Linked DNA regions of Homo sapiens: all the other regions are linked to region 4. Evidence: chromatin loops called from intact Hi-C (ENCODE). Cell type or tissue: heart left ventricle. All regions are shown on one strand. Region 1 overlaps ATP10A (ATPase phospholipid transporting 10A (putative)). Region 2 has its middle 64 kb from the start of LINC00929. Region 3 overlaps LINC02346 (long intergenic non-protein coding RNA 2346). Region 4 holds the start of GABRA5 (gamma-aminobutyric acid type A receptor subunit alpha5). Region 5 overlaps LINC02346 (long intergenic non-protein coding RNA 2346). Region 6 has its middle 100 kb from the start of LINC02248. Region 7 overlaps LINC02250 (long intergenic non-protein coding RNA 2250).

What was found. A loop is a pair of places that touch in the nucleus more often than their neighbours do. Peaks named below come from ENCODE experiments on the same cell type or tissue, not always from the same donor. Only the 100,000 strongest peaks of a DNase experiment are listed, where the experiment ranks them.
Region 1: it touches region 4 in a loop (9-fold over the local background); 8 of 110 quality-filtered maps call a loop at or near these places.
Region 2: a loop joins it to region 4, with 10 times the contacts of the local background. A loop is called at or near these places in 24 of 110 quality-filtered maps.
Region 3: it touches region 4 in a loop (4-fold over the local background); 19 of 110 quality-filtered maps call a loop at or near these places.
Region 5: a loop joins it to region 4, with 9 times the contacts of the local background. A loop is called at or near these places in 19 of 110 quality-filtered maps.
Region 6: it touches region 4 in a loop (13-fold over the local background); 9 of 110 quality-filtered maps call a loop at or near these places.
Region 7: it touches region 4 in a loop (10-fold over the local background); 47 of 110 quality-filtered maps call a loop at or near these places.

The regions. Positions count from the first base shown.
Region 1 is chr15:25,691,858-25,695,857 of GRCh38, forward strand. ATP10A (ATPase phospholipid transporting 10A (putative)) reads right to left here. Exons shown (of 21, transcript NM_024490.4): 14 at 2,962-3,289. Among named protein-coding and RNA genes, the nearest start is that of LINC02250, 120 kb to the left of the region's middle. RefSeq lists an enhancer at 3,323-3,823. In heart left ventricle, CTCF peaks have their summits at 440 and 2,219 (motif pointing right); a DNase peak (open chromatin) is centred at 2,231.
Region 2 is chr15:26,177,633-26,181,632 of GRCh38, forward strand. No RefSeq gene overlaps it. Among named protein-coding and RNA genes, the nearest start is that of LINC00929, 64 kb to the left of the region's middle. RefSeq lists an enhancer at 1-111. In heart left ventricle, a CTCF peak has its summit at 2,453 (motif pointing right); no DNase peak of the experiment used is centred here.
Region 3 is chr15:25,932,312-25,936,311 of GRCh38, forward strand. The region is part of intron 1 of LINC02346 (long intergenic non-protein coding RNA 2346); the gene reads left to right. Among named protein-coding and RNA genes, the nearest start is that of LINC02346, 32 kb to the left of the region's middle. In heart left ventricle, CTCF peaks have their summits at 1,804 and 2,005; a DNase peak (open chromatin) is centred at 1,800; H3K4me3 peaks cover 327 bases.
Region 4 is chr15:26,863,273-26,867,272 of GRCh38, forward strand. GABRA5 (gamma-aminobutyric acid type A receptor subunit alpha5) reads left to right here and starts at 3,790. Exons shown (of 11, transcript NM_000810.4): 1 at 3,790-3,839. In heart left ventricle, CTCF peaks have their summits at 1,648 (motif pointing left) and 3,762; a DNase peak (open chromatin) is centred at 3,812; H3K27me3 peaks cover 1,331 bases.
Region 5 is chr15:25,945,485-25,949,484 of GRCh38, forward strand. All of the region lies in intron 1 of LINC02346 (long intergenic non-protein coding RNA 2346), which reads left to right. Among named protein-coding and RNA genes, the nearest start is that of LINC02346, 45 kb to the left of the region's middle. In heart left ventricle, no CTCF peak of the experiment used is centred here; no DNase peak of the experiment used is centred here; H3K27me3 peaks cover 642 bases.
Region 6 is chr15:26,292,665-26,296,664 of GRCh38, forward strand. No RefSeq gene overlaps it. Among named protein-coding and RNA genes, the nearest start is that of LINC02248, 100 kb to the right of the region's middle. In heart left ventricle, a CTCF peak has its summit at 1,535 (motif pointing right); a DNase peak (open chromatin) is centred at 1,637.
Region 7 is chr15:25,506,690-25,510,689 of GRCh38, forward strand. LINC02250 (long intergenic non-protein coding RNA 2250) reads right to left here. Exons shown (of 5, transcript NR_187215.1): 3 at 1,370-1,517. Among named protein-coding and RNA genes, the nearest start is that of UBE3A, 70 kb to the left of the region's middle. In heart left ventricle, a CTCF peak has its summit at 1,904 (motif pointing right); a DNase peak (open chromatin) is centred at 649.

The sequences.
Region 1 (4,000 bases), 1.2 Mb before region 4:
TAGATTTTCTTGGGAGTCCCCGCTGAACTCAGTCCTGTGAAAGCGTCCTGGGGAAGATGGGGGAAAAAGGAGTAGAGCATCCACCCTGGGAGAATAGAGTTAAGCATTCAGAATAAGCTAGCGACACCAGGAGATGTTTCGGAAAGCGGGCTGGAGCTGAGCCACCTGGTACATGGCGCCTGCTCTGCAGTGCCGCTCTTACACCAGTAAAACCCTCATCCTGCTGTCTGGCACAAGGAAAGATGCTATCATCATCTTCATCATCATTAGTTACTGAGCCACTCCAGCCAAGCAGCCAAGGCTACTCCCAGCCACACTTCCCGGGCAGTTTCTAAACTAAGGGAAGGAGGTTAAATTCAGCCCAGCACGTTGTGGAGCTCTTTTTTTTGCATATGGATTGCCACAGTATTAGCCATTGTGCTCACTTTGGGGCCCTCTAGGGGTGCAATAAAGGAGAACTTCTCTTCATTCTGTCAATTTGTTGATAGAAAATGTTTAGGAACACAGAGCATGGTCAGATATCTGGACACCTTCGGGGAAAGGACAGCAGAGTCATAAAGTTGTTATCACTCCGTGACGGTCACCATTCTTGGAACTGGGCAGCAGAAGAGCCCAAATCAGGGCATACATCCCAAGTTGCACAAATGAGAAAAGGTGCAGATACACAAAGTTAGAATGACTTGTAGTGTGACTACAGGATGTCTCTTCCCTGTGATTTTCCTGTTCTTTATAATGTTGAGACCAATATTAACTGATCAGTTAATATATATCAAATTGGAATTCTCTGAAGCAATAAAAATCTGTACAGCTTTCCCCAGAATGTCCCATTTAAAATGAGATACGGTAAAACATGAGATATGGTATGCAACGATGCTCTCTACATTATAAACCACTGGGCACTAGGAGTAGGTCACATTGATGCTTTAACGCATTCTTTCTTTCTTTCTTTTTCTTTTGAGACAGGGTCTCACTCTGTCACCCAGGCTAGGTGGGAGTGCAGTGGCATGATCATGGCTCACTGCAGCCTCAACCTCCTGGGCTCAAGTGATCCTCCCACTTCAGCCTCCTGAGTAGGTAGGACTACAGGTACATGCCACCACACCCAGCCAGGTTTTGCATTTTTAGTACAGATGGGGTTTCGCCCACCATGTTGCCCCAGCAGTTTTTTTTTTCTTTTTTTGAGACAGGGTCTCTCACTCTATTGCCTAGGCTGGAGTGTAGTGGTGTGATCACGGTTCACTGCAGCCTTGACCTCCTGGGCTCAGGTGAGCCTCCCACCTCAGCCTCTCAAGTAGCTGAGACTGCAGGTGTGTGCCACCACACACAGCTAATTTTTTTTATTTTTTGTAGAGATGGGGACTCACTATGTTGCCCAGGCTGGTCTCAAACTCCCGGGCTCAAGTGATCTTCCTGCCTTGGCCTCCCAAACTGTTGAGATGACTGGTGTGAACCACGTGCCCAGCCATGTGCTGATGTTCTTATGGGTCATTACTTTCCCGTTTTCTTTTGAGATTCCATTCTGTGTTTCCTTTTCTTTTTAATCTGCCAAGGATTTCCTTCCACTTCTTCAGGAATACCAGACACCAGTGGCTACGCGGCTGAGGCAGGCACTGGCCAGGCCAGGGAAACATCATTCACGTCTTACTGTGTACTGTGGCCTTTCAGGGCTGACGTTGTCCTCGTGCTCCCAGGGAAGGACGCTGACGCTCAGAGGAGGAGGCTGGGACAGGGGTGGTGCAGGTCAGCCTGAAGACCGTTTCCAGCTCCTCAGGGAAACCTGAGGGCCACCCCAGGCACATGAAGGCAAAGATGGCCTCAGGACAGGCCATGGCTGTTAGGTTCCCCGGGCCTCCTGAACACGTGCCCTGTGCCCACTCTCCTTAGCGGTTACTGGCCTCAGGGTGTGTAGGGCAGGGTCCCCATGACGACCGTGTTCAGGCCAGTGCTCGCTCTCCTCACTGCCACTGTAACCCAGGCTCAACAGCGGTCTCCTCTGGCCAGGTGAGGTGCCCACTGTGAACAGGCAGCAATCTCCATGTCAACAAGCAGGGGCTGTCACAGACCTTTTGCAGAAAATACTGCCAACACTGGCTGATTGATTGGCGAGGGTACTTGATTTCTGATCCAGTTCTCACCTAGGAGTAGATTCTATTTACAGGGAGGCCCAATTGTTGGCATGTGGGGGTCACGGCCACTGCTTCCTTCCTGGCCCTCACCAGGAGGTGGTGCTGCTGAGCCCCTGAACCTGTGCTAGAGACTCTGCCTGCACTAGAAGTGGGCAGAGAGGATGTCCTGGAAGGAGGCGAGTGGCCACCATCCCCTCCCTGGAGAGGAGCAGACAGGGCTCTCCAGGCCAACAGTGTCTGCCAGGAAAAACCACCATGAGAAACACAGTCCTTAAATAACTGGTGTAAAACTGAGCAGTGATGCGTATCTGATGATGGACTTATTTACTCAGAAGCCTGTCCCAGAACCATCAGCACAGCTGACAGGAGGCAGTGGGAATTCTGGTCACCAAGCCTCTGGGCCCTTAGGGCGTTACAAAGCCTTGGACACCCGGAGGCTCATGGTGACCAGAAGCAGCTGCAAAGGACCTTCTAAGTTGGCCTGGGCTAAGGCTGAGTGTGTAGTGCCCTCTGCTGTGGCCAGGACAGACTGGGACAGGCAGGTCTCTTGTGTGCTGTCTCCTGAGAAACAGGGTAAGCTCCATCTTGTTGCCGTAAAGCAGCACCGGATTACTGACCTTGCAGCATGAACCTGTAACTCTGCTACTCTCTTTTGTGGCTTTCCAATGTAAACTTTACCTTCGGAACATGTTGCCTGCTCTATCACACTGGGTGTGATTTTACACACAGAAAGAAAGGTGAGGAAGTGTTTTCCCATCTCGTGGTGTAGCATGGAAGGGTAGAGGAAGTTTGGGTCCAGCTGGGAGGAGGCCGTCTGGCCAGCTGGGATACTTGCCTATGGCCAGGGTCATGGCCTTGAGCTTGCTCCGCACCAGCTTCACCACCATGCTCTTCTGCAGAGGCGTCGACCGACAGCAGAGGACGGAGCGGCACTGCTTGGCAAGGAAGAGGAATTTGTCCTCCAGGTTTTTCTCGAGAGCGTAGGCCAGGCTTCTCCCATCGATCACGAGGCTGGGTCTGCGGCCAGAGGCAGTGGACGTGGAGGGTGGGCAGAGAGAGGAGAACCTCATGCTCACTTTGCCCTTGGTCTTCTCAGGGGCTCTCTGGAGGCCTCTGGACTGCACGTAGCATAGGCACTGGTCTAGCAGGGCTGCACACGCCTCCTGAAAGGGACATGAGAGGACAGCGCAGTTCCCTCAGAGTCATGCCACAAACATCCCCGCCCTGGCTCAACACCTCTGGAGCTGACATCCTTCCGGGCTCCAGGCTGCAGTACCCGCCTGCCCAGAGGCCACCCTCCAGAAACTGTGAAGTTCAGCCGGAGAGGATGACTTTCCCCAGAGAAGAGACTGAATTGGTGGCCAGGCACCGTGGGTGGCTCACTCCTGTAATCCCAGCACTTTGGGAGGCCGAGGCGGGTGGATCACGAGGTCAGGAGATCAAGACCATCCTGGCTAACACGGTGAAACCCCGTCTCTACTAAAAATACAAAAAAATTAGCCAGGCGTGGTGGTGGGTGCCTGTAGTCCCAGCTACTCGGGAGGCTGAGGCAGGAGAATGGCATGAACCTGGGAGGCGGAGCTTGCAGTGAGCCAAGATCATGCCACTGCACTCCAGCCTAGGCGACAGAGCGAGACTCTGTCTCAAAAAAAAGAGACTGAACTGGTCTAGGTTTCTCTAAGATCTTACTTGATCACCCATGATACAGTGCAGAGGTTGGAATGGACCATCTTCACTTTGGGAGGCCATACTGTATTATTGTGAAATTGCTGGATAGTTAGACTGAAGGCCCTCCATGTACTTCTTGATAGTTCTCAGAGGCCCTTACCTAACCCCCCAAGGACTAACTGCAGGACACAAAGCTCTGCAAAAGG
Region 2 (4,000 bases), 690 kb before region 4:
GAAATATTAAGACTTCACTTAATAAATAAAATATAAGAGGGTTAAAAAGCATGATGTTCAGATATCATCACCTCCAGACTCCCATCAGTTAAAACAGCGTTCTCAGAAAACACGTTTCCCAGTGTTGTGTATAAAACTTAAGTCCCAGTCAAGAGGATTTCATAGGCCCACCTGCCACAGAGTGAGCAACACTCTGACACTTATCTTTTCAGCCATTTTTTTCCTTTTCCTTTTCATCCTCTGGCTGTTAGTGAACCACGTCTTCAAAATATTTCCTTGACCTCTCCCATTCTCTCTATGCAGCTGGGTGTGCCACATGCACTGGCAATCCCTGAAACAAAAGCCACTGGCTGAGGGTAGAGGTGGAGCCTCCCCCGGCTCCTGAGCTCACAGCGCCAGCACCTAGCGCTGCACCTGTTTCTGAAACAGGAGGGGTTCAGTAGCTGGGTACAGCAATGAACATGATGGCTAAAGCTGTTCTCATGGCAATTTTGCTGCTATTATGTCAAAAATGAGTTTCAGGGAATCTAGGTGAAAAACAGAACACTGTGCATTTTTGTCTTCCTTTTAAAATTAATTTAATTGACAAATACTAATTGTATCTATTTTGATCTATGTATACATTTTAAAAATATTCAGTCAAACTAATTAAGATATCACCTCACCACCTTACAATGGATTACGTACAGCGTTAAAAGGGAAGGAAATTCTGTCATTCGTGGCAACAGGGATAGAACTGGAGGCATTATTTTAAGTGAAAAGAGCCAGGCAAAGAAAAACAAATACTATATAATCTCACTTAAATACGCAATCTGAAAAGACTCAACTCATGGAAGCGGAGAGTAGAAAGGTGATTACCATAGGCTGGGGGGACGGAGGGGGATGAGAAGAGATGCTGACCCGAGTGTACAAAGCTCCAGTTAGACTGGACGAGTAAGCATTAGTAATCTATTGCTTTGCATGGTGACCACAGTTAATAGTAATGTATCGTATATTTCAAAATTGCTAACAGAATAGATTTTTCCCATGGCACGCTTTTTTCTTCCTCTAGCCAACTCGGGAACACTGGCCCTCTCCTGCGGCTGCCGCCCTTTGGAAACACTCAGGGAGAGGCATAGGTCAGGCAAGGCAAACGAGGGAACGGCTGCTGGCTGCTTCTGGGGAGAGTCTTCCCCAGCCTGGCTTTCGGAGGAGCCCCCCTCCTGGATCGCTGGCTGCCTGCCCTCTCCCCTGGTGCTGACTGCTCCTGTCTGTTCTCACGTGCAAGCGGTGTGTTAGGGATACAGTCCATGAGGTCCTCCCCTGCGATGCCAGAGCTGGACTTGGAAATCTCTGCATCCCAAGCCCATGCTCGAGCACACGACTTGTCATAGTTTGTAAGGCTTGGCCATGTATTTATAGCCTTTCCTCCCCGAAAACAAACCCCAGCTGATGATCCATGCTAATCATTTCAAGCAGAGAGGGCCTACCGAGGTGGTCTCCATGGCAATGATGTGCGCTTGGGTCTCCTAGGAGACAATTACTCGTGTGACATACTTCAGATTCGCTTTACTGCCCAAAATGTGAAGCGATTTTCCTTTACACACTGAGCCATGCTCAGAATGTGTAAGTTAAAATTTAATCATTTCTAACCATAGTTTTATTCCTGTGGTTTAAAAAGGTGAGATATTCCAAAGGGGAAAAAGAGGCCTAAAAGGTAAGGAAACGGCACACAGCTTCTTGAATTGCATTATAAATTACCTGACAGGGGTAGTTATGAGGCTGACAGAACACATTGGAACTCATCTATGTTGTGTTTTAGGGAAGGTTTGGTCCAGTGGATGGGGTTCTCTGTTGACATTTGATATTTATTTCAATTTAATCTGGAATAATTTATAACACATAACTTTGGCTGGAGCTGGGTTTAAAAACACATGGAACTTCGTGCATGGCACAGGTCCACACCATGCATGGCACAGGTCCACTCCATGCATGCATTACACAGATTCACATAATGCGTTGCACGGGTTCACTCCATGCATTGCACAGATTCACATCAGCACTGCACAGTTTCACTTCATGCATCACACAGATTCATGTAGTGCATTGTGCAGGTTCACTGCATGCATGGCACAGGTTCGCATCATGCATGGGACAGGTCCATGGACTGACTCATCACCAAAGTTGCTGTTTACCCAATATCACAGCTGGGCCAGACCACATAAATATGTGCTTGTGGCCAAAACATTTTATTTGTCTTAAAGCTCAGAAACCTGCCAAGCTCACAGATACAGGCTTTGAGGGTGACATCCCATGTTCTTGTGAGGCGTCAGTGCTGAAATACCTGAAACACAAAGGTGGGACAGTCCTGGGGAAGTGGAGCAGGTCAAGGCATTGTATGATCACACCTTACCTAACTTTCACAAAAAAAGAACTGGTTAATCTCAGGCTCATCCACAAGAGGGCTGCCTGTTATTATTCCTTGCTACAAAACCACCCAGTGGTGCCTGAGAGAGACAGGGAGCAGGCGAGCTGGGGCAGACACAGGGTGCGCAGCAGCCTGGGGGCGATGTCTCTCCTCCTGTTTGAGTCAGCACAACCCAGGACATGTATTTGAGTACCCATGGAGGACCAGAGGATCTGCAAGCGCATGGAGTGGCTGGACCCTGCCTTCCCAGAGGTCGTAGTCAAATCAGAGGAACAAACATAAGCCACACCTGTCTTAAAATGGGGCGCCGCTATTCAGAGGTGCGTTCTAAGTATTTGGGGAGCTCAGGGAAGGGAATGACTGATTTTGTCTTGAGAAAAGTTGAGGGTAACATGGAGTTGATAAAGGAAGAAGGATGAGGGAAGGCCTCAAAGAAAGGGTTGTCTTTGAACTCACCAAGGAGGAACAAGTTTCAGAGTCCAGGAAGATGGTGACAAGAATTGAGTTCAGGTGTAGCAAACACCCAGCAGTGCCAAATGCCTGGCATGAGAAATTGAATACCAAGATGTCCGAAATCCAGGCTGCACTACAGATTTCATGCTGTTCTCCTTATGTGACATTGTAACTTTTATATTCTGTCTCTCAGACCAGAGCCCCAGAGAGGAGGGCTTTTGTTTCAATTGTTTCTAATTGCAACATAAAACATGTTCAAATTTGTTGATTAAAAAATGAAATATTTGTTATTGGGGGAAATGGGAAAATGTTGGTCAAGGGGCACAAATTTCAGTTAGCAAGATGAATACAACCTGGAAGCCTAATGCACAGCAAAGTGACTATGGTTAATGATACCTTACTGTATACTTCAAATTTGCTAAGAGGACAGATCTTAAGCTTCTCACCCAAAAAGAAAAAAGGTAACTATGTGAGATGATGGATATGTTAATTAACATGTTTGTGGTGATTATTTCACAATGTATCTGTACATCAAATGATCAAATTGTATACCTTAAATATATACAGTTGTCAAATATACTTCAATAAAAATAAAAGTAAATCAAAACATAATTACAATATCATTATCACACACCTAAACAAATTTCCTTGATTAGTGTTTAATATTTTTTTTCTGTTGCATCGATCAGGGAACATTCGAACACAAGACCTGGATCAAATTACTTTGTCCTTTGCCTTAAAATTTCTATTATATTTCATCACAAATTAGCATGACACAGTGTGTGCTGAAGTCTGCTCAAGTTCATGACAGATTTTCTTGTTTTATAAATACTTTCTTTCACTTATCTCCTTATATACCAGTATTTCTCTTACCGGTATGACTGATATGAACTTTTTTTTATCAAATGGCCTTCACTGATGGAACAGATATCTGGATGGGTTCTTTTTTATTACCGCATAAAGTTGGAGTATGGCATCATCCAGGTACTTAGAAATGAATACAAATACAGCATTTTGAAATTCCTAAAAAAGAAAAAGAAAATGGATATAAAGTTTCAGTCATGCAAGATGTGTAAGTCCTAGAGAACTACTGTACAGCATAGTGCAGATAGTTAACACTTGAAAATATGTTCAGAGGAT
Region 3 (4,000 bases), 930 kb before region 4:
AACAGAAATGATCTTTTGTCTTTTTCATGTATAAATTTGGCTGTGACCCACAGAAGTATGAAGATATGGTTTCCACACCAATGTTAGGCCTTCTCAAGGAGCTTAGAGTGTGTCGGTGGAGAGGGAGAAGCCCAACGGGAGATCTTATTCCACCTCTGCACGTCTTCAGGACCCCTGTGGAAACATGTGATCTCTAACAGTCTCTCTGGGGCTCTGCCCACCCCCAGCAGTGTCACCTCACATCACCGCACAATAAGAACTTTCTCATCATGAACATAGCTTTCTCTGGAGAAGCTGGGAAGTGCTTAACTATGCCAGAAGCTGGACAATTCAGGTAGAAGTGTAAATGTTGGCCTAACCTTCAAAGGACAGAAATAGCTTTCTTTGAAAGTTCTCAAAGGTGTTTCAGAACTCTGGAAAATTTTAAATCTTAAAATAACACTACAATTGTCCATTTGTCTTGGGGATGCCTGTGCGGAGTGAGAGTGAATCCCTAAATTTGACTTTCCGTCTCTCCTCCACTGCAGGATGTGGTTGGGCTTTTTCGTCCTTGGGCTGCCAAAACTGAAAAGCACCTTGCTCCACTCCAGAGGAATGTGTTCAGTGTCCTTTATAGAACCCACTTGTTTCCTGGCCTGGAAGGGGGATTGTCCCGGTGCACAGCCGGGCTGTCACATGTGTGACGTGTTAGCTGTCCCCCTCCCAAACATTAGCAAAGCATAGTACTGCGAAAGCAAATGTGGCTCCCAGGGCACCGCTCACAGGCTGTCACCAAAGCTTATGATCCCCGAGCTGACTGGGAATGGGGAATGTCAGGGAATACACAGTCTCCGCCCCCTTCTCCTTCAACTCTCACCCTTGGGCACATCACTCACGTCTCCTAAATCATCCCATGGTTTAGGAGTCAGGCAGTGATACACATGCTCTGAGCAGATTCTCAGGTGCTCTTAAAAGCTGCCAATGCTAATATTGCCCTGGAAAACAATGATGAGTATTTTAGAGCGACCCACTCACTGGGTGAATGCATTGAGTCAGCCCATCCCCCTGCCTTCACTGACTGCACTGCGGTGGGGTGGGTGGTGGTGTCTGTCCCTCTCTCTCTGCCTTCACTCCTAACTGACAGCTCCTGCCACCCTGATGCTCAGGTTTCATCATCCCATATACTCTGGGTCTTGTTCCGACTCTACAAAGAAAAGGTGCCACGAGGACTGTGACAGAGTATGACTATAATTCGGTAGAGGTCTCATCTCAACTCCTTGTTTTACATACCATGTGTTAACTGAGGCCACATGGAGAGGGTAATGTGAAGTGTTACCTGAAGGACGGTGGCAGAGCTCTGTGCACTGGCTGCCCCGAGGGGGCAGAAAGGAAGGGAGGGAGGGAGGAAAACAGTAGGGAAGAAGGAAGCCACTCTCTGCCCGCCCCCTGCCCCATCTCAGGCCCTAGCCCTCTGCCAGGAGCGTCTCCTGAGGCTGAAAGTGCCCCCTCCCGCTCTCAGACTCTGCGCTGCCATCTGCCTTGCTTCTCTCGGTACCACTTCCCCTGCTCTCTTTTGAATCGGATTCTCTCCTTCAAACTCCAGCTGATCCAGCCCGCACATGCCAGGCCCGTATGTAGATTCGTCTGTTGCCACCGTCCTCCAAGCCCTAGGGAGGGGTTGAGCTCCGTGGAAGGCCTCTGATGGGAGGGACACGACTCGGAGGCTGAGCAGCACAGGACACCGTGGTAAACTGGGATTCTTCTTTGCCTTTCTCAGGGAGGCAAAAGGTGCAGAGGCCTGCAGTGTGCTGTGAGCGACAGTGCCAGCTAGTGGCGCACGACTTACATCGCTAGCTACAGGGTTTCTTTTCTTTTTCTTTCTTTCTTTTTTTTTTTTTTTTTTGAGGCAGTCTCACTTTGTCGCCCAGTGGCACAATCTCAGCTCACTGCAACCTCTGCTGCCCAGGTTCAAGCAATTCTCATCGGTCAGGCTCCCGAGTAGCTGGAATTACAGGCATGCTCCACCACACCCAGCTAATTTTTGTGTTTTTAGTAGAGAAGGGGTTTCACCATATTGGCCAGGTTGGTCTTGAACTCCTGACCTCAAGTGATCCGCCTGCCTCGGCCTCCGAAAGTGTTGGGATTACAGGCGTGAGCCACTGTACCCGGCCCAGCGTTTCTTGACAACAGGGAATTGGGAGGATGCAGTCAGGCCTGGCCTTTAGTGGGTTGTAGAACTCCCTCTAGGGGTAAATGCTCAATAAAAATGGCTTAGCCTGGCCAGGTGTGGCGGCTCATGTCTGTAATCCCAGCACTTTGGGAGGCCAAGGTGGGCGGATCACGAGGTCAGGAGATCGAGACCATCCTGGCTAACATGGTGAAACCCCGTCTCTACTAAAAAATACGAAAAACAAAATTAGCCGGGTGTGGTGGAGGGGGTCTGTAGTCCCAGCTACTCGGGAGGCTGAGGCAGGAGAATGGCGTGAACCCGAGAGGCGGAGCTTGCAGTAAGCCGAGATCACACCACTGCACTCACTCCAGCCTGGGCAATAGTGGAGCGAGACTCCGTCTCAAAAAAAAAAAAAAAAAAAAAAAAGCCTTAGCCTGAAGAACACTGCCTTGCTTTCCATTTGGATTCTTTTCCTGTAGTTTGAATAAAGACGTAAGTTTTATAAAAATGTCTAGCCTTATTTTATGCATGTGCCCTGAGAAAGGTCTTAGACTCATTTACTGAAAGATGAAAGCAGCTATGTTTCTGAAATGAAGTCACTCTTCAATCACTTACTGCCTAGCAGGCAGCCACTGCCAAGTCCATTTTCCTGTTTTTATTGGAAAAAATATCATATCCCTTCCTTTAAATTTGTTTTTGATTCAAAAAAAATGGTTCTGAGATGTTAGAACATGCATGCTATGTGTCAAAATCTAATATTCACCAAAATCTAATAGTCATCAAACACTAGAAGCATTTAAGAAGAGGGCCGGGCATGGTGGCTCATGCCTGTAATCCTGGCACTTTGGGAGGCTGAGGCGGGTGGATTTCCTGACCTCAGGAGTTCGAGACCACCCAGGGCAACAGGGTGAAACCCTGTCTCTACTAAAAATACAAAAAAATTAACCAGGTGTGATGCCGTGTGCCTGTAGTCCCAACTACTTGAGAGGCTGAGGCAGGAGAATCGCTTGAGCCCCAGTGGCAAAGGTTGGAGTGAGCCAAGATCATGCCACTGCACTCCAGCTTGGGCCACAGAGTGAGACTCTGTCTCAAAAAAAAAAAAAGAAAAGAAAGAAAGAAAGAAAGAAAGAAAGAAAGAAAGAAAGAAAGAAAGAAAGGAAGGAAGGAAGGAAGGAAGGAAGGAAGGAAGGAAGGAAGGAAGGAAGAAAGAAAGAAAGAAAGAAAGGCTAAGTGCTGATTGGCTGCATGGAGGTGAATGGGCTTCCTTGCGATTAATGAGGCACAGCAGAAATGGAAGACGGGGAGGGCTTGAGGATGCTGTCCCAGGACAGTCCAAGGGACACAGCAGGGGAAAGAGATGTCCGGGCAGCAAGAGACGGAGAGCAAAGCTTGGGCCCTGACAGCATGGACCTACTTCTTTGAATCCCAGAAGGCAAAGTGCATACCCAGCCTACTGTGAGCTCATCCTCATCCCTGCCACTCAATTCACAGTTCTAAGAGTTGATACAGAAAATTAATTATATTTCATATATTCAATAGGTTAGACACAAACATTTCCTAATTAACTTTATTTCTAATAACATTACACCCCCTGCCAAAGCAATATTCTTATCTGAGGCCAGAGTTTGCAGTGGGAAGATGTAGAAAAGGAGAATGGGATCTATCCTGGTCTGGGAATTCTGTAAGAGTCTAGGAAGGCAGATGGAGCATGTGATAGCCTGATGACACGACAATTTGTCACAGACTCCTGAAGAAACCGCTAGCATTCTAAATGCGCAACTCATGGGCGTCATGATTTCATTTCTCTTAAAACCTGTGACTTTCCTGCGAACAATTTCTTTTCATAAGAAT
Region 4 (4,000 bases):
TTATTGTAAGTTGCATGCACTACACTGTACATGAAATGGTATTATGTTAATTAAAGTTAGACTGTAGGCCGGGCATGGTGGCTCGCGCCTGTAATCCCAACACTTTGGGAGGCCGAGGTGGGAGGATCCCTTGAACCCAGGAGTTCAAGACAAGCCTGGGCAACATAGTGAGACTTGGTCTCTACTAAAAATTCAAAAATTAGCTGGGTGTGATGGTGCATGCCCATAGTTCCAACTAGTTGAGAGGTTAAGATGGGAGGATCACTTGAGAACAGGAGTTCGAGGTTGCAGTGAGCTGAGATTTTACCACTACATTCCAATCTGGGCAAGAGAGCAAGACTCTGTCGCAAAAAAAAAAAAAAAAAAAAAGAAAAGAAAAGAGAAAAAAGATAGGTTATGATGAGTTAAAGATGCCTGCTGTAAACCCTAGAGCCATCACAAAATAAAATGAAATATGGCAAAATAGAGATATGATAAATAAAACACTAAAGAAGATAAAATAGATACAATGAAATTAGAAAAAAATTTAGTATCATTTTAAAAGCCCCATATGCCTCTATTTTCCTAGTTACATAAAGGAGGCAAAGTGTGAAAAAGAATAGACCATGTTCTTCTAAGGACCCATGTCAGGTGTCAGTAGAATGGAGGTGATGCAGGAGGGTGGGAACGGATGCCCCATGTTTTTAAAGCTGTGGGGTGTCTTCTCTTTTTATTTTTTTAAATCCAGAAATGTAGATCTGTTCATTCATCCATTCATTGATGTAAAATCTGGTTTCTGAGGTGTTCAGCTTGATGACTGATACATGTATACTTCACCACCACAATCACATGCACTCACATTTCCATCACCTCGCAGAGCTGCCCTCTTTTGTGTGTGTGATGAGAACCCATAAGATCTACCCTCTTAGCAAGTGTGAAGTATATATCGCAGTGTTGTTAGCTGTAGTCACAATGTTGTATAGTAGATCCCCAGAACTTATTCATCTTGCATAACTGAAATTTTGTACCCTTTGACCCACATCTCCCCGTCTCTCCTTCTCCCAGCCCGTGGCAACCACTATATACCCAGTAACCCCCTTTCTGGGGATATAGTCAAAGGAAATAAAATCAGTATCTGAAAGAGAGATCTGAACTGTCATGTTCATTTTGGCATTTTTTACAATAGCCAAATAATGGAACAACCTAAGCATCTGCCAATGGATAAATGAATAAAGAAACTGTGAGATACGTACACACACACACGCACACACACACACACACACACGTATATGTATAACATACATATACGACAGTATATTATTTAGCCCTAACAAAGAAGGAAATCCTGCCATTTTTGACCACATGGATGAACCTGGAGAACATGCTTGGTGAAATAAGCCAAGCACAGAAAGACAAATAGCACATGATCTCACTTATACCATGGCACTGTGTTCATGTCTCAGCCACATTTACCACACCCAACCACGCAAACACAGCCACTGTCTCAGTTCCTGCCCCTGACCGGGGTACAGGGTGGGTGCTCTGTGAACACGTGTTCTACTCATGGCCCAGCTTCCCCACCTTCAGCTATTTTAGGCTCTGACACTGGAAATGAAATTCTTATGAAGCCCGGGCCAAGGCTGAGGTTGTGTGGAACTAGGGTGCCCTCTACTGTCTTCCACAACGATCACGACATTGCTTAATTTCATTCAATGAAGAGAAAATGCTAATGAAACAAATGGGAATTCAACGGATAGCCTATTATTTCTCAGCACAAATACAGAATTCTATAGTAAAACAAAAATCATTGAAATGGTAGTAAGCACTCTTCTAGCAATGTGAGTTTCTGTAAGGTTCTGATGGGCCTTACGATTTCACTGTCCCCTCAGGGCAGTCCATCTAAAGTGAGGCTATGTTATGTTACATAAACACTAGGAGGAGAGAGAGTGGCATACCGTTTCATTACAGGGAAGAGAAAAGAATTTAAGCAACATGCTGAAATACAATGTTAAAGAATGACTCTAACTTAAAATGATTTTTATATATTCAATAATATGTGTTGTGTGGACATAAAGCTGATAGAAAGTGTACCAAAAAAAGTGGAAGTTTTAAACATAATCCATCAAAAGAACATATTTCCTTACAGCTGACATTTCTTTTATTATTAAGAATTAATGTCTATAACCCTCGCTAATACAAAAATCATCCCTTGTTTATATACATTTATTTTTGCAAACTCACACCGAATGACTTTGTGTGACAAGCTGTGAAGTTTAAAATTTACCAATTCTTCCAACTCTTTGATTTGCATTATGCTGTTTAATCCTGAGAGAAGAGCAGCTGTCGCTGGTATTAGGTGTTAGAATTCCAACACCTAATAGGTGAAAATTATATTAGGCTGATCATAAAACCATGTTGTTAACTTTTTAAAATTTAATGTCTCCCAAGGAATTTCACCCTAGTGGTACATCTTTTGGGAAATTAGAAAATGAAGAAATGCATACGTTCAGTGATCCATTTTAGAATTAGAAAATTCAAATTAGCATCTTATTTCATTCATATTTCCTGAAGAACCACTGGAAACAGTTATTTAATAGTGTGGCTAAATGTATATTCAGAGAAACACTTCCTGTATATTTGCACATTTATGTATATTTATGTCCTATTCCTGGAATAGATTTACAAGTTTTGTTTTTCAGAAAATTTCAGAATTTCTGGAATGTGCAGAAGTATTAACAGGTAACTTAGATTTGGAATACACTGTATTAGAGATAACTGGAAAAATGAGAGGCTTCCTACACTGGAAGGTCAAAGATCTTTCCTGGAGGGGAGTTAGGAATTTGCCTTTACTTACCATTATTCTGTTAAAAGAGATTATGAATAATGCAGTTTCACAAAAGGAATGGGACAATGGTGTAAGTAAACCTCCCCATCACGTTTTCAGTGGCTTTCCTTTGAGTCTTGAACGTTTTCCACTGGGTGTTATAGTCGAGAGTCCCCCACCTCCTGAGGAAGCAAGACCTGGCAAACCCAAGACGATGCGCTCTTACTTGTGTTGTTTGAAGGGGCCCTGCTGCCGCGCAGTTGTCATTAATGCCACCCTCACCTCCCAGGAACTGCACCACTAGGACGGACGACACACCGACGTAATGACCATAGTAAGACCCCATGTACGTGGCTAATGAGGCAGTGACCCGACGTGGCTCGGAAGCCCTGCTGGGGAGATCCCGCCCCGTCACCCCAGAGGCGCTCTCCGACCTGCAGCCCCCAGGGCTCCTGGCCCTTTCCCGTTTGCCACTGCGGCTTGTTGTCAAGAAATGGAACTTCAGAAAACCCCCAGATATACACTGCGTTAGGTAAGGATTTCATTCTAATCGAGTCCAATGTGACCCTGGCTTTCCCTCCCGTAGTTATGCATTCCTGTCTATGAGTGAGATGAAAAGAATGTCCACAGGCCAGCTTCTTTCAGAAGCGCCTAAGAGATGCGCATGTAAGGGGTGCCATGGAGCACCCGGGAAGGACCCAGGCCTGGGCAGGGAGGCGTTGGGGCCGGCTCTAGGGAGCAAAGCTGTCGGAGTCCAGGCCTCTATCACCCGACTGCTGACACTGCCCTCCCATCCCTGCTCTACAAGCGGGCGGTGGTGACTACACGAGGCGCCGAAGATGCTGTTGAGGGCCCTGGAGAAACTTCAGCAGAACAGGGCCTCTCCCCTTGCAGGCCGAGCCGGGGGCCCTGCGCCCTCCCCCTCCGCCCAGCTCGGCCAAGGGCGCATTTGCTGAGCGTCTGGCGGCCTCTACCGGAGCACCTCTGCAGAGGGCCGATCCTCCAGCCCAGAGACGACATGTGGCGCTCGGGCGAGGTGAGAGCGGGCGCGAGTGCGCCGGGGGCGCTGGGGGGCTCTGCGGCGGGCGGCGCGCGGCCCGGGGCGCGGCGCGGAGCGGAGCTGCAGGGCGGCGGCGGGAGCGCGGGGCGCAAGAGCCGCTCCGCCGGGAGTGCCGGGGAAGTTCGCGCTGGCAGCAT
Region 5 (4,000 bases), 920 kb before region 4:
CTTCTGCACAGGTGAGGGGAGATGCTGGTCGGTCCCAGGAGCAGCTGTGGCCTGCAGTTTCTATATCCCCAAGGTGGTGGGAGGGCCTGAGAGGGAATGGGCCTGAAGGAGCTGGAGGCCAGGCCCAGGGATCCTGCAGGCTTGTCCCACGTGATGGGACACCTGGCCTGGCATAGCCCTGTGTGAGCAGTGGGCGGAGGGCAGGGCAGTTCTCAAAATCAGAGACTGAACCTCCTTCCTGTCAGTAGAGATTGGGACGTCTATTCATTTTGTGGAAAATACTTAGAGAAAAATTAAAGGATGGCAGGCTCTGTCATGAGTGTCCCACCTGTGCTGCTGCACAGAGCTCAGCCCTCAGAGGGTTCCTGCTGTGTTCAATCCTCTCCTGTTGGTGTCTTAAATTTCACAATGACTTTCGCAAAGTGTCTCTGCGTTTCCACTTTGCACAGGCCCTGTAGATCCTGCAGCCGGGTCTGCTGGCTTGCTATTTCTTGCATAGTTGAGTCTGGTTTCAGGCAACGCTTGGCACCTGGCAACTATGTATTGACCACGACTGTGGCTCCTGCACAGGCCCTTTGCTGACAGTCTCTTTGGCCTTCCCACTCTGCGGGGAAACTGAGGCTGAGAGTGGGGAAGGCTTGACCAGTGAGGCCCACTCCTCCATGGTGACCCGAAAGCTCGTTCTCTCCTTGCAGAGCTGAGCCTGAGCATCCTCACATTTGCCTGCATTTGTTCCAGGGCCTTTCCCTGGGAGTTTCCAAGCTCCAGGTGGGCAGGAGGCCATGGGCGGGGCCTTTCTGCACAAACGTCTTTTCTTTTTAGTGTCTGCCCTTAAAGGGAGGCGGCTAACAATCTCCGCTCCTCACCTCCTCACCAGATCCCCGGCTCCATGCTGTCGCTTCCTGGGAGAGGCTCAGGCCAGGACACAGAACCCACACCCCACGGCCCGGACCGCGCAGAGCGTCCCCTCCACATAGGAGCGCCCCTTCTAGGAGGGCTGCCGCCCTCCTGCCCAAGCCCTCCAAGACAGGAAGGAAGCAGAACCTACAGAGGATCAGACAACAGGCTCAGGACAGGAAGTGCCGGGTCGGATGCTTCCTCCAGCCCGTGTATCCTGAGACCAGTGCCATGTGGGGCCGCCAGAGTCCTGCCTGGTGCCCAGCACTCCTCTTCCTGGAAACGCATCCCTGTTTAGCGTAGCAAAAATGGGGAGCTAGTAAACCTCGTGTCATGGGCTATGAATGGAGACATAAAACACTGAAAATTCTACTACTGCGAAAGTGAAACAGTCTTGCTCCAAATATGGCCTTGACTAAATTAATTATTAAAATATAAAGGGAAACAACTTCCTTTCACATACTTGGTTGAGAAAGCAACTAAAAAATTTATTTCTTCTCCCATGAGAAACACTACCTTTTAAGATAAAATTTATTTTCTGTATATTTGCATTAAGAGAAAATATGAAAATATTTAATTGACATTTTTTATTAAAAGACTATCAGCATTGAAAGACAAATTTCACAGGAAAAGCATTGAATCATTAAGTTTTGTAGTCACAAAGGTAAGTATAATTTGCTTAATGCTGCCCTCAGTTTACAATGGGTCTTTAGTATTTTCTAAGCTATAATGTGAGTTTGCCAAAATATAGCATTGGTTTGCTACATAGAATTTGCTCAGTGATAAAACACAAAGGAGTTACTTATGTTAAAATGTAAATAATAAATTTATGCAAAATTTCTGAAAGTATACATTGTAAAGACAATAAATCTTTCCATTAAATTAGTGGGAAAGGAGCTCAAAACCCAGCCGGGTGATTCATTATTTTAATGACTTCCTGCTTTATTGCAAAACCTCTCTGTTCATTCGGTGTTGGCAGTTTGAGCCCCTGTTAAGGATTTAGGCTCACAATGGAGCTTCTATAAATTTCCAGATCTCTGTCATGCTGGCATGTAGGTCATTCTCCTTTTGGAATGATGAGGAGGCTGGAAAGCGGTTGCTCCAAGGGAAGGGGGAATTTTTCAAACCCGAGCTGTCCAAGCTCAGCATGAATTGGAGTGGGCTGCTGACTCAGGGGCTAACAGAGGCAGCCAGGAAACATGCAAATGTGCAATCCCTTCTGCCAGGTCTGTCCCAGCAGGTGTCACTAAAAGGCAGCCCTGTGTGCTTCTGTCACTGTGGCAGCCTTGACAAGGAAGGTGGAAGGGAAAAGAGACCCAGTGCTGAACTCCAAGCAGAGATGGGGCTTTTCTCTCTGCATTTTTCCCCTCCCCTCCCAGCCTGCATTTCCAATAACATATTGATTTACATTTGTATTATGAAACAAAAATGGTTGTAAGCAGCTGTTCTTTCCTTTTACACACAATGCTAGCTCCTATTTACATTCCTAACTGAACAATGTCTAAAGAGGTACTTAAACTGACATGAATCACAGATGATCTTATGACCAAATGCTTAGTGCAAAAAAACACTTCAAATTGCAAGAGGAGTCCCTCTAAATATAGAAAGGACCAGTATTTTAAGAGATATGTTAACTAAAATGTGGCGATGTAAGGAGTAGAGCAGGAAGAACCTTTAGGTCCAAAACTTACAAGTCAATTTCATAGTTTCCATGGTCCTCCCTCTGGCATCTGTTTTCTGTACAATGGAGGTAACAATAGTAGCTATTCCAGAGCAGGAAAAGGCTTAGAGCAGTGCTAGAATACTGTCGTGGCTATATAAAGTTTAGCCATTTGTGTATCATAACAAATCTACAGTGTATTTTTTTATTGGTAGTCAATAATAGATTTCTTTTGGAGAAGTAGCAGCCTCCTGTCTGGGGACACCTGCAGTTCCCACTAAGTGAACACTGGTGTCTGCTAACTTTTGCCCCTATTTCTGTCAATAATTACTGTCAAGCTGTTCCTTGATTTAGCAATTTTATTTACTTTCTTTTTTTTTCTTTCCCTTTTCCTGAGACAGAGTCCCGCTCTGTCGCCCAGTATGGAGTGCAGCAGCGCCATCACAGCTCACTGCCACCTTGACCCCCGGGCCCTCGGGCTCAAGCAATCCTCCTACATCAGCCTTCAGAGTATCTGGGATACCCGTGCGGCCCACTATGCCTGGTTAATCTTTGTGGTTTTCGTTTTGTTTTTCCATTCCGGGTCTTGACTGGGAGTGTTGGCTCACGCCTGCAATCCCAGCACTTTGGGAGGCTGAGGCAGGCGGAGCACGGAGACCAGCCCAAACAGTATAGAGAAACCCCATCTCCACCAAAAAAAAATAAAATAAAAATACAAAATTAGCCGGGCATGGTGGCTCACGCCTGGAATCCCAGCCACTTGGGAGGCTGAGGCACGAGGATCACTTAAACCCGGGAGGCAGAGGTTGTGGCGAGCTGAGATCGTGCCACTGCAACAAGAGATCCAGCCTGGGCGACAACAGTGAAACTCTGTCTCAAAAATAAATAAATAAATGAAAAGAAACAGACCAGGTTTCACCAAGTTGCCCAGGCCAGTCTGAAACTCCCAAGCTCAAGCGATCCGCCATTCTCGGCTGTCCAAAGTCCTGGGATTACACTGTGAAGGTTAATTTTATATGCCAACTTGACTAGGCCACAGGGTGCTCAGATTAAACATAGTTTCTGGGTGTGTTTGTGAGTGTTTCCAGATGACATTAGCTTTTGAGTCAGTGAATTCAGTAACATAGATGGCCCCATGGAGATGGGCATCATCCAACTTGGTGAGGGCTTGAGTAGAACAAAAGGAGGAAGGGGGAATTTGCCCCCTTTCTTTCTACCTCTTTGGGTGTGCTGGGACATCCCATCTTATCTTCTCCTCCCCTGGGACTGGGATGTACACCATCAGCTCTCCTGGTTCTCAGGCCTTCTGACTTGGACAGAATTAAATCACCAGTTTTCCTGAGTCTTCCAGCTTCCAGATGGCAGCTTCTTTGCCTTCATAATCATGTAAGCCAGGACCCCATAATAAATCTCTTTTTAAGAAAATGTGGCACATATACACAA
Region 6 (4,000 bases), 570 kb before region 4:
GATCAAAACTCTCAGAATGAACTTTAGGAAAAGCAAACTTGATGGTATGGACCAAGTGTTTGTGTCCTCCTCCCCTCCCCACCAAATTCAAACACTGAAATCCTAACCCCCAAAGTAATGTACTAGCAGGTGGGGGCATTGGGAGGTGATGAGGTCACAAGGGTGGAGCCCTCATGAATGGGATTAGTGCCTTTATAACAGGGGCCTCAGGGAGGCCACCAGCCCTCTCCAGCATGTGAGGACACAGCAAGGTGCTGTCTATGAATCAGGAAATCAGGAAATGCACCCTCACCAGACACCAGTCTGCTTGTTGCTTTATCTTGGGGTGCCAGTCTCCAGAACTGTGAGAAATAAGTTCTGCCATTTATAAACCACCCAGTCTGAGATATTAGAGCAGCCTAAATGGACTAAAACACTGATCATGTCATTCCTCTGCTTGAAATCCTGCAAAGAACCCCGTTATCAATAAGCACCCCAGTCTGTCTCCTGCCTGTGTTCTAAGCAACTCTCCTGCCAATCGATGCCCACGCTCTTCTGTAGTATTTTATGCTCTGCTAATTCTGTTGTCTCTGTACTTGTCCAAATGCATGATACCTACCTTCCCTCTCTACATAGAAAGTCCCGGCAGAACTCATACAACTTACCAACGTTTTATTCATCTTGCAAGACCTCTGTCCGACTTCACACTGCTCCTGTTTTCTTTATACATTGTTCTATGTGTGTTTCTTTATACATTGTTCTGCGATTTGGTTTACATGTTCTGTTCTCCTGCCCCCATCAAGTATGTGGCCTGGAGGGTAAGGAACGTGTTAAATTTACCTTTGTGTCTCTGCTGACTTTGACTGTCTGGCATAGAGGAGACACAGAGTCTATCTTTGAGGGACTGAACCTAACCATCAGGCATGCAGAGTGCTGCAGAGGGCCATTGAGGCACAGGAGGCAATGGTGTTGTAACAGGAACCCATGACAGCTGGCAGTCCCAAGGGGAGCTTAGGGAGGGATGTTGACGAGACCCTGAGATATGGGGGCAGCCTGACTTCTGCTGCATCTTCCTGGATGGTGCCACTGGAGTGGAGGGTGGGATGTTACACAGAATCCCATTTGGGTCCCAAATAAGGCCCAGTTCTTTCTTATAACCACATCTCAAGTTTCCAGGACAGTGAGGGTCCAGTGGCTGTGGCTGGGGATGTGGGTGGGAAACAGATGCACCGGGCAGATGGTACTTGGGGAGCTCTGAATCAAGCACTGCACAATTCACCCAGGATGGCCATGCTGGGTGAAGTCGCCACCTGGGAAGGTCCTGCCACAGACTCAGGACTTGGCTTCCCAGAATAACTCAAGGGTAAGCAGACAGCTGTGGGAACACAAAAAGCCAGCAACATTACAGGGTCTCTGGAACACAGGGCAAATCTCTCTGAGACCATTTGTTGAAACGGGAAAATAGACTTTTTGACCTGTGGCCAGAGGAGACTCAGGAGCAGGCTGCTGGCAGCACAAAACCATGCATGCCAGAGGGCTGCTGGCTCTCCCTGCACCAGCTGGGGGTGCCCTGGGCTCTGCAGACACTGTCTCCACCCTGGTGAATCCCTCCCTCTGTGGCATTCTCTCCCGACTCCTACTGACTCCTGCAGGCAGCGGCCAGCACACTGGAGAGGGTGTGAAGAGCAGGCGACAGGCAAGGCAGTAGGTTTAAAGGATGCTTCCAGAGACAGTGCTTGGAGCTGTGGGCTTGACAGCCATGTGGACAAGGTAAAGGCTGCAGGTTTCAATGTGCAGCCAGACAGCTTTACAAAGGGCCTGTGGTTGTTTCAATCTGAAATCATTCAATGTTGCTTCTTCCTCTGTGTTGTTTTGTGGCACCAAATAACCATGACCAGGTCCTGAGAAAGACAGCTGGAGTTCAGGGTGTTTTGAAACAACACGGGCAGGCCCAGAAACACCTGGCCCCAAAAGCCTGTGCTGATAGAGCAAGTTGTCAAAAACAAATGCCAATTCAAAGGTAGTTATATGTGTATTTCTTCTTTATGATTGTAAACTTGCCCGAAGACAGGTATTCTATTTTCTTCTGACCTTTCTCCTTCCCTGTGGACCCCACACTTTCCCAGCCCCTTGAGACTTGCCCCGGAGGCAGGTGTGTGTTGTCTGCTGTGCTCCTTTGGGTTTTTCTTTGGGTCCCTGTCATCCCTGCACTTTCACTTACTCCACTTATTCCAAGTAGTTCTCCCAGCAAATAACACTCAGCATCCTTTATTGATGACCCGCTTTCTTCCAAGCACCCTCCTAGGCACTGGGGAGCCACAGCAGCATAAAAGCTCCCGTTGCCACTGAGCAGGGATGAGCCTCAAGAAGGAAAATTTCCCCCAGTATCAGGTGCTATAGGACTACGGGAGTTCAGTGAAATGTGTGCTTGTTGGTTTGAGATTCTAAAGTATAAGAAAAATTGCCTGGAGGCTCTGCTGTCAGCATCTTTGCAAATGACAAGGAACAGACCAAGCAAGACTGAAGGACAAAAGATCCAGGTTAGTTACAGGGCATTTAAATCGCATTTAAATACCTGCTTATTGTTGGTCCTGCAGTACACCAGGGAAGGAGGAACTTGGTCAATTTCCCCCTCCTCCTCCTTTAATTACAATTCCGTTCTGATACATTGGATCAGTTGTTTTTGTTTGCTACTTTTGAAAGGCGAAAAATAGATTTTCCAACAGGCGCAGCCACAGGGCTTGGTGCAGGTGAGTGCTCTACAGTGCTCATTTTGTAGCAGCTCTGCAGAACTGATTAAAAACAGGGAAGCGAGTAGAGTAGATAAATTACTGCAGAGGCTCAGGTTTCTCCAGAGTGGATCAGGCTGATTTCAGTTGCCAAGGAGCAATGTGTCTGTAGCTTGGTGTGTTCTGTTTTGTAGGCTCTGTGCCAATTGCTTCTGCATCATGAGCCCATCCCTTCTGCTATCTTCATTGCATTGGAGAAGGATCTATCTCAGAAGCCTTGGTATTATTGATTATCCAGCAAGATACAGCTGTAGGAAGAGCAAATTGCGAGAAACCTATTTGTGAAATTCATTTTCCTATACTCTAAGACATGGGCACATCAAAAGGGAAGAAAGCAATCATTTAAAGAGAAATTCCCCTGGCAAGGCCTCCCTGGTTCCTTACAGGCTAGAAGTCAAAGAGACCTAGTGGGATTCATCAGCATGTTAGCTAAGCTTGCATGGCCTCAGATCTGGCTTCTCTAAAAAGCAGAACTTAATCCTGCTTTCCTGGAAGACTCTGTTTAAATAACAAAAGTTCAGGAAAAAGAAGTTCCTGGCATGTCTTAGGTACACATTTTATCTCCTGTCTCTCTATAATTTCCAGCACTTTCTACTCTTATGAATTTGCAATTAAAGCCTGTGTCTGATAAGCCAAAATCCCAGTTGAATTTGCTGCTTGTTTTAAAGTGGCCTTTGATAACATTCACTTGTGTCATTTTACTGTCCTTGAGTGGTGACCAGTTTCTGGGGCTGGGGTGAGGAAGTGTGTGTTTTCCCACTGTCTCCCAAATTCTTCTGCTTCTGCTGCTGTTTGAGTCTTTGGAACTGGGCCACTCCTGAGCAGTTATAACTGTGCATGACTTGAAGACATTCATCTCAGCTCTTGTTTCTCTTCTGGCTTCCCTAGTGAAAAAATAAAGCTGGACCCCGTTGTGGGTGAGATGATGCGGGCCCTCTGATGACAGCAGTGCATTTGGAGGAAAGGCCAGGGGTAGTTTAACAGTGATGACAATGAGGCCTGAAAGTGTGTATTAACCCTTTTTATCCTCGGCAATGGAAACAGAGGAAGAGTTGTCCAGAAAAGATAAAGGGATATTCAGCAAAGCCCACTGAAAGTAGGCAGGTGGCATTCCTCCAATCTTGGGGAACATAACCTCAGTATAAAAGTTGAAAGAGACTTGGCAAGATCCATGGTTGCCAGTGGAGTGTTTTAGGAAAAAGCTGTAGCATGGGGGAAGTTTTGGGAATGTG
Region 7 (4,000 bases), 1.4 Mb before region 4:
GTCTAATGGTAGAGATACGACATCAGTGTAACATAATAGATACTTATTAATCAGTTGCTGTTATTCCAAACACAACATTGCTTTGTTATACTATATGTAGTCGCTTCTTCTGTATGTCTATAAATCAAATATATTTCCTTGCATCCTGAGAGGTAACAACCTAGATAAATACTTTATTTATTTATAATCCATCCACCTATTCATCTATCCAACACATATTTGGTGATTTTGATTACATTCCAGGTGCCTTTGCTAAGGATGGAAGGACATACAAAGATGTGAAAATCCAGGCACAGGCTCTTCCTCCGAGGTGGCTCAGTCTAGCAGGGGGAGACCCTCTCTGTACATAACTCTGAGGAAAGTGCGCTGGAAGAGCAGGGGTTTAGCAGAGAATGTGTTCTCACGGCAGGGGGTCACAGAAGTATTGATGAGTGAGCAGGACTTGGAAAGGGCAGATGGGCTGGTAGTAAGGACATTGCAGATGAGCAAAGGGACACTCCTGGGGAGTCTTGAGTGTGGGGGGGACTTGAGGATGTTCATGGAGGGGAAAAGCTGGGCAAGGCTGAAGAGTAGGGCAGGGCAGGGCACGGAGGGCTTGGCCCCTGGATTGGCAGCTAAGACTGAATTCAGTAGGCAGTGGGGCCATCAAAGCTTCGAGAGCTGGGGAAAGCCATGACATGGGTTTAGTGGGAAACACATATTACTTAAAGTCAGGCAGATCCTGGCTGGAATCCTGGCTCCATCTTTTTAGCTGTGTCTGCTTGGTCAGTTGCTCTCAGCCTGAGTTCCCATGTCAGTCACCTGAAGGAAATGGGCCTGCTTTGTGGTCTCATTTAGAGGTCTTGCTCAATCATGTGTGTAGAGTGCCCATGGGGCCTGGCCAGTGAGTCCTCCGAGGCACCTCAGGCTGAACCACGGGTGGCAATAGAAATGGTATGAAAAGATGGACAGCTCTCAGAGACAAGGAAGAATGACTAGAACTCGGAACCTGACAGGAGGTGTCCTTGTCCGGTGAGGGGGCTGCAGAGTGAGATGTGACCATTCTGGGCTACCTTCCCGGCAGTTCCCTGCCCAGGCATGTGGTCGCTGTGGGGCCCTGAGCCTGGGACAGTCCTTTTTTGGGGTCAGGCTTTTCTTTGGGTTATTCCTTTCAAGCCATAGTAAAACCTAGTAGTCTCTGTTTTCACACAAGTTTCTGACATCTGATGCCAGATTTACAACCTGAAGTGGCCAAAGATTTTAGGTTTTCCTTGGGGCTTAAATCAATGGTGTTGCTTGGCTTCCTCCTGTGCAGTAGGTTGGCCAAGAAAACCACCCTTTGTTCTGTCTTGAAGGGAAGGCATGCTGCTGTGTGGCTCTTGACATTTACCTTATCCCGGAGCTGAGCTTTGTCTATGGCTGTGCAGGTGGGGCGGGAATGGGAAAGACAGTCCTCTGGCACGCTTTCCACATTTGGATGGAAGACCCAGCTTCAGCTTCAAACACTTTTATTCCTGATGGCATTGTTTACAAACATGCTAGAAAAACAGAATTAGGGAACAAAATTATCTCATGATTGCTGAACTATGATGAGATTGATGCTTTTAAGCACTTCCCCTAGGGAAACCAGGCAGGAATCTTTCAAGGGGAAAATGTATCATAAGGGAAGACAATTAAAAGTTAAAACTGGCTAATGAAACTGATAAAGGGAGAATTGTTTTAATTATCGATGCTCGTCTTAAATAAATTGTATGATTTCCCAGAATAACACATCCATCATCATCAAGTATGAGGACATGACCCGATCCTGGGGTCTCACAAGGGGCTTTTGGGTGTCTCTGAGAGGACCATGATGAAGACTCAATGACATTCATGCTTCTGAACCCTGAATCCACTTCAAGATGCCATGTAAATGCTGTGCATCTTCACCAGCAGATGTCACTGTTTACATATAAAATGCAAACAGCCCCCAAAGCTTCCCCCCACCCCCACCTTTATTCTAAAGCAACACACACTTGTCCATGTTTTTTCATAAAGCCTTATTTATCATGTGGTCATTTTTGTTCTGGAAAATAATGATATTGTTTATCCCTTTAAATAGCTGTACATGTAAAGGGAACTGGTTTATGAGAGATACCCATTTCACATACTAAGCTATGCAATGACACCTCTTTTAAAAGATAATTGTTGAACACTTACTATTTGCCTGAAACCAGCTTCCCATGATGAAAGGTATCCAAAAACAGCTAAAGAGCTGTCCTTCTTTAAGGGTCTTAAAACCTCTTTTGAGAGATGACAAATAATAAAGCAACTTACAATGTTGGAAGTTAAATACTAAAACTAAAAATGAGTGTCATATTGTTTCAGGGAGATGAAGGTCTGTGGGGGCTGGAGCAGATGGAAGGCTTTAGGGAAGGAAGCCCCAAGATAATGAGGGTGAATTCATCTGGTTGAGAGTGGAAAGGTACTGTGGGTTTTTGGTTTTTTTTGTTTGTTTGTTTTGCTTTATGTGTTTTGGGGTACTTTTGCTGAGAGAATAAAGAGCAATTATGTTTGGAGGATCTATTTGTTGGAGTCATGAAGAGCAAAATGGAGGAGGACAATGTTATTACAAAATCCAGCTGCGAGAACAGCGACTCCTGCAATGGTAACTAGAAATAAGATCAGATTGGGAGGCATAAGGAAGGAAGACAAGACCGCCATGCCAGCTTATTGACAGGTACAGTCACTATGTCTTCTTGTCTTCTCAGTCCAAAATCAAAATACAAGCATTGACACATGGTCAGACACTAAAACAGAAGGTTTGAAATCAGGGCTGTTTCCAGAAACTCCAGGACATATGGATGCTGCAAATATACGGAGGAGAGAGTGACTCTCATGAACATGTAGGGTATCAATGGTGCTGCCACTGAGAGAAATGGAAGACCTGGGGAGGAAGGTTGGCTTGGACAGAAAGATGTTTTTAGTCTGATCCATGTGGTTGAAACTGATGTGGGCCACAGCATGATCTAGCAAGGCTGGAAGCTATTCAGGAGCCACTGACCTAGAAGTGGAAACGACAATAGGGAGGGGAGAGAGAAGGGCCAGGGTGTAGTCGTCAAGGTTTGTGTTTTAAGGAGCCAGCTCATTTTATTAAATTGCATACATCAATAAGTAATATCCAGGAAAGAAGAGAACTAGAAACCTCTCCCTGGTGTGGTGTACTATTAAGCATGCAAGTTTCTGCTGACTTTGCATCCTCTCTGCCTTCACATCATGGGAATTCGTGACCAGAAGCCTTCAGCCTGCACCCCTCCACCCATCCCAGGGTTTCACCATAATTACTCGGGACTCTCAAACATCTGTGCATCAATCAGCTGCCCATCATACTTGCTCACCCCTTCCAGTCTCTGGGAAAGCAACTTATTATCCAATGTGGAAGGTCTTGTTCTTGATAAGGTTCACTTTTTGAATCCTATGAGGGAGGGAGGGAAACGTGGCTGGAAGTTCAAAGCAGCCAGAGCCATTTCCAAAACACATTCTCCTTCATTTTCCGCTGACTCACTGTGGGATCTTGACAAACTCCTAACTAGAGCTGTGCCTTAGTTTGCTCAACTATAGAATCGGAAAAATGACGCATTCTTCTTAGAGTTACCTCTCAGATTGTGCTTCTGATGCATGTCAAGCCCAGTGGGGGCACACCGTTAGTAATGAGACATCTTAGCACCAATATGTGCTTTTCACATTGGGCAGGTGTCAGGAGAGGCCTGGGGTCATAGGACCAGACTGCAAACAACACAATCCCAGAATAAATCCTATTAATTTGGCATAATTGATGAAAATGAAGATTAGATATTTGACCAGAGATGAGAAATTCATGGGCATGAATGCTGCAGCTCTGATTACTTTGCATGTGAATGTGTGGTAAGAGGCAACATTTCTTTTGTTTAAAACCCTGTGCACCTAATTCACATTCAGAGAAAGGTTGTAGAATCATTCAGGCTCATTGAAAACAAGGAACCAGGATGCCAGCAAGGCCAAT